2 separate regions of the Homo sapiens genome follow, and region 1 is linked to region 2. Evidence: read pairs that join two places in POLR2A ChIA-PET (ENCODE). Cell type or tissue: OCI-LY7. All regions are shown on one strand. Links, peaks and the distances in the headings refer to the core of each region. The heading gives the core; the rest is flanking DNA.

What was found. Peaks named below come from ENCODE experiments on the same cell type or tissue, not always from the same donor. Only the 100,000 strongest peaks of a DNase experiment are listed, where the experiment ranks them.
Region 1: POLR2A ChIA-PET joins it to region 2 with 5 read pairs; 7 of 35 experiments call an interaction of 5 or more read pairs at or near these places.

What each region holds. Positions count from the first base shown.
Region 1 is chr2:136,124,274-136,127,091 of GRCh38, reverse strand. No RefSeq gene overlaps it. Among named protein-coding and RNA genes, the nearest start is that of CXCR4, 7.5 kb to the right of the region's middle. In OCI-LY7, for the core only: no CTCF peak of the experiment used is centred there; a DNase peak (open chromatin) is centred at 1,703; H3K4me3 peaks cover 922 bases; H3K27ac peaks cover 294 bases.
Region 2 is chr2:136,031,423-136,034,240 of GRCh38, reverse strand. No RefSeq gene overlaps it. Among named protein-coding and RNA genes, the nearest start is that of DARS1, 47 kb to the right of the region's middle. In OCI-LY7, for the core only: no CTCF peak of the experiment used is centred there; no DNase peak of the experiment used is centred there.

The sequences.
Region 1 (2,818 bases), core at 235-2,734, 93 kb before region 2:
AAGTAGAGTTCAATAAACATCTCTTGATTGTTGGAGAATGGTCAGAAGAAATATCTTCTGTATATTTGTGCTTCCTAGAAAGAGTCTGATGAAGTCTCCTGGGACCTGCTAGAAAGCAGGATCAATTAAATGTTTAGGTTTAGCATAAACAGGCACAGGAGGTCTTTGTCTTCTGGGACCAGGGAGCCCCTCTCACTTTCGGGGCCAGTTGGGTGACCCGCAGCACCTGAACTCCTAGGTAGAAACCTAAAGAGAAATCCATGGCAGTGCCTGAGTAGAATTTCCTCTTTCTAGAATTGAGGGTGCAGAACAGCAGCAGGCAAATGACAGAGGAGAGAGAAGGCAAAACAAAAAATTCAGCAGCGCAAGAGAACTGGGCTTTCTAGGGTGGTTGGTTGTGATCTCATGTGTGCGTGCTCTTGTGTGCACACGTGTGTGAGAAAAGTTGGCAGAGGAGGCTTTGGTTGAAGGAGGGAGGGTGGTTCTTTTTTTAGCCTGGAAAATTGCCACACTGGGACAAAAACCTTAGCACAGCCCAGATGGGCGAAAGGCAATAGGAAAAAAAAAGCCCCCTCAGAAAGGTAACCAGCTGCCTGAACCCTAACCCTGAAGTGAAAATCTACCTGGCCAAGAACAAAAATCCTCTTCAGTCTGGAGAAGCCTAATCTAAACCTGCATGGGGGCGATGCTCGCCAGTGGAGCTAGAATGCCTGCCATTTATCACCCAAGATAAAACTCTCAGCAATCCCCTCATGCAAATGGAACCCTGTTTGCGGAAAGGATTAATCCAAATTGTTCCGCGTTGTTCAAAGTGTCTCTGTGGAGTTCGTTCTGTCTCGTCTGCCCCAAACAAGCAATAAATTATCCACACGTGAGCCAATTTCCCAACCAAAAAGAGACAATGTGGGCAGAAGCGGACTTTTGATGCCCACTCCCCGCAAGGGGCTGCCCCACCTGGGCTCAAAATAGCAAGCAGGTCACGGAGGGCAGCCCTGGGCACATAGGACAGGAGTAAACACAGCCAGGAGATTATGCTGCAGCTGGTTAACCACAAGGATAAACAAGCGGACAAAGTAGGGAGAAACCCAAAGCACTCCACTTCAGTATTTTTAAATGACACTGAAAGCAATTTCATGGCTTCCATTTAAAAAGAAGCTGCTGAGACACAGAACATCCCCAATTTACAAAGATTCCAGGAAACAGCCTGAGCTTGTGATTGGAGGGGGTTACGGGGGTGAACAGACTACATGGAAATGCTTTCTCCAGGCAGCCACTGGCACCTGTTAAAAAGAAGCCCATTCAGACACACATCTTCAGACACATTTCCAAGTATTCATTTTAACCTGCTTTTGCCTAACATAAAACCAAGCAAAGATGTGGTTAATTGCCTTCTTTATTAACCTGCTTCCAGAGCTGCTGTTACCCCACATTTTCTCACCAAGGCAAGTATATCTGGAAGTCTCAGGAGGCCTTAAAAAAGTCCAGCACTAAATCTTCTGAGTCACTTAATCCCCAGCTCTTCTATGTTTGGAGATAATTTCCTTTATGAAAAGAAACTCTAACCTGGCCAGATACCCTTCTCAGACTTGCTAATGGAACAAAGAAGCCTCTCATTAGACTCATCCCTGTGGCTGCAGAAATAAGTGTCTCGGAAAGCACAGCTTTTGCTTTAGCCTCAGGATGGTTTTGGCTGCCGCGGTCCTTGGCTTCCTCTCATGGCGTCTCCTCCAGTCAAGCTCTAGCTAAGTTACACTTAGAGGCTAGAAAACAGGAGAGACAGGTGCCTAGCCAAAAAAAAAAAAAAGGAAGAAAAAAAAAGGACCGTCTAGTGATCAGGTTTGCCCGGCAGTGGGATCTGCTCCTTTCCAAAGGGTGGGCTGCCCATCCCAGGAGTGTCCAGAGACAGGACCACCTGCTGAAAAGGAGCTCCTTCCAATGCATGGAACATAATGAGACCAAATGGCATTAAGGACCCCTTTCAACCCCGAATCTGAGACTGCAAAGACAGGAAGGGCTTTCAAGGCACGTATGAGAAATTCTTTATGTCTTCTCTTTCCTTCCCTCATTGCATAGATCTCTCTTCTGACCACAATTAAAAGTAAGAACACTTCACACTTTATTTAAGACTCCACTTCCCTTTACCTCATTTCAGTGGGTAATGGTGGAGAAAGCCATTTGTCTGGTTAAGCAAAGCCCTTGACCAACAAGAAAGACATTTCAGCAGCAGAGATAGGAACCTATATTAGTAATAGGTTATGTTTATTAAGCACTTACTAAGTGCCCCACACTGTACTAAAGTCTTTACATAGATATCATATTAATCTTCCCAATAATCCAAAAAGTAGAATGTTATTGTTAGCCGGATATTAAAACAAATGATATTACAACAAAGGCCACTGTGTGAGCAGACTCCAGTGCTGTGCTCTGAACCACAAAGCTACTCTGTCTGGCTTGCAATCCTCCTTTCTGCTGTTGTTCCCACTGTTTAAAGAGCAGAAGGAAGAATGTTCTTCTCCCTGAAGGACGTTGTCCTATAATAACTGAAAGAAAAGACAGGCCCAGTGCTCATGCATCAAGACAGTGAAGAAGGCATAGGGCCTGGGGATGGGAAAAGGGTTGAGGAATGTAAGGATCACACAAAGCTTGTCAATTCTCTTCAGGGTCCCTGACATTAACCTGAGTGCGGTTAGGTGCCGCAAGGGAGGACTGACCTGGAAATCCCAAGTAACTAATTTCAGTCTCAGAGAGACAAATTATGACATAGAGACCACCCCAAAAGGATTCTGCAGCCAGTTTTTGTCCATGTGTGTCTGTTCCA
Region 2 (2,818 bases), core at 4-2,503:
TCCTTTTCTTAGTTTTTAAACTGGGTAATAATAGATGCAGTGAAAGAACATCAAAGTTCAGAGCCAATTGAGTGGCAGGTAGTTGTGCTGATTTTCTCATAGCTGTACAATATAGGGCTGCTTTTGTGTAGATGTGATCATATTTAATCAAACTAAAAACACTTATCAGGAATGTATCTGAATATATTCCAAGCATATCTATCCTAAAAAAGCAAGTCCGCTGAATGCATAATATACTTTTTCATTTGTTTCAATTTGATCAACTTGGGATGCTTAAATGAATACATAATACACTCACATCTCCCTAGGAATATCCTAAACCAAAAGCTAAGAACGACTTGCTCCTTTCTTTGCTACATAAGCTTTAGGAGTAAAAATATTGCCTTTTGCAGTTTTAAACAAGGAACTAAAATAAAATATATTTTGAAAAAAAGGGATAAAAAAGTATACTATATTTCTGTAATTGAGTAGTTTGAAATAGCTGTGAAGCTGAATCCACAAACCCTCTTACAATAAAGCTTTTGAAATACACAACAATATATATCAATTACAGAAAAATTTGAAAACAGATAAGTACAAAGAAAAATAGTTTTTAAAATCACCTGTAATCCTACCACCTATGGAATAACACTTGGACTATATCAATAGGTCTTACTGAAGAAGTCTTTAGGTTTTTCTTTTTAATACTGATTTGAAATCTTTGGATTTGCTAGCTCTAAGAATAGAACTATGTCATCCAGCCTTTGACATAATGTTAGAATCAGATAGAAAAAAACCAATATGGAACAGGCAGTATGTTCCAAGAAACTTCCTATGCACCGTTCTTAATGCAGCTATTAAAATGGGGGAGAAAAACTGTTAACAAAAGGTAAATTTATCACCAGGACAAGATATGCTATTATTGCCTTAATAGCCAAATTACTCTGTGATATTACTTTCACTCAAGAATGTTCTATGCTTAATAAGAAGTGTCAGGATGGGATGTGCTTGGCATTTTCACGCTCATTGATTGCAGTGCCTCTGAGCATTATAGAATGTTCAATGGAAATGTAATTTTCCAGCTAAGTTACAGCTCTGCAAAGGATTAGGGAAACTCAAACCCTAGATTTCATCCTACAGATTTTGAAGTTAATGTTATTATGACTATCTCACATGCCAGGGTAAACCCAATAGTGTTAAGTTACACTCATGAGAATAGAGTGAAACTACAATCACCAACTTACCACAGACTTATAAAAAAGAAAAAATTCACACAGACTAACTGCTGCTTTAAAGGAAACTTAACTAATGACAGTACTGCAAAGATGAAAGCAACTTGATCTCTACATATTAATGTCAATATGTCCATGCGTATCCCACTATAATGACAATATAAAAATGGAAAGATGTCAGGATATCTAAGCATGGTGTTAATGTCTAGACAAAATTAAATTTGATCAAAGAACAAAGATATTGTCACTATCAATCTTAACTTCCTTCTGTTAAGTTTAATTATGAGCGTACCCATAATTTATTTCCAAGATCCCCGAGACATTCTGACTAGTACTCTGGAACTTTTTACTTGGCAGTTCAGAGATTGAGATATTTTAAGAACATAAGCCTATAATAGCATATTTATAGATAATTATATATATATAACATGATTCCCTGATCTTTTGATAATGCTAGGACCCGTTGAATGAGAGCTTGAGTGAAAGCAGTAATTCAAATTTCCTTCCTTTGTGATTTTTTTCATCTAAATCTCACCATGGCTTTTTCATTGTTTGGGCCTTATTGTATAAAGGGCAGAGCGAGCCTGATAAGAGCAAAGGAAAGGCTTAACACAGTTTGGAGAAAGCAGTGTGGATTTCCTCCAAAATCAGCACAGGGACCCGCCCTGGGGGCCTGGAACCATGGGAATTTCCTACTGAAGGATGTACCAGACTATAACATAATTTTCACCATAAGATTAATGGGACTTGGACTATGGAACATTCTCTGACTCTGGGTAAAATCAAATACCACAAATTAGAAGTTGAATTTTTCTTTTTTATGGATACCAGCATATTGTCGAGGAGAACCACAGACTACATACAGGGAGAAAGGAAGATTTCTCCTGCATCTCCTATGAACTGTGAAAAATTAAAATTCTATGCTTGAAGACAGCAACCACACAAAGCTTCAGAAGAAGAAAAAACTTTAAAGCCACTTCTGAAAACCGATGAATGTCACATATTATGCTCACAGGATATCCTATCCAAAAGGATTTGCTCCTTTCCACTGTCAGCTTGCAGCTGTGACTGTCACATTCTTGGGGTGAAACTATGCTCCACATCCACTTAAGCCTGATCTGTCCATGAAAGTTACCAAACACAAAAATGCAGCCACTGGAACATCCTGCCCTCCCATCGCTACCGTAAATACTTTGGATACTGCTTGATTTATTAACGTGGTAAGTGATTCTACTAGAACAGTCGTTCTCAACACGGGGCAATTTGCCCTTCGGAGGACATTTGGCAATGTTTGGAAACATTTTTGATAGTCACAACCAGAAGGTGTTTGGGGCTGCTACCGGCATCCTGTGGATAGAGGCCAGAGATATTGCTAAACATCCTACAACTCATAGAAGAGCCCCCACAGCAAAGAATTATTTTGCCTGACGTGTCAATAGTGGCAAGGTTGAGATATGCTGAGCTGGAGTTTTTTATTTTAATTTTTTGTACCACTGCTCCGTGGAAATGATTATGTAGGTGGATGTGTAGGAATGAAATAAGAGTATATTTATTCACTCTGGTATTTCTCCACCCATCAACACCCTACTGTCTACCTTTATATAAGT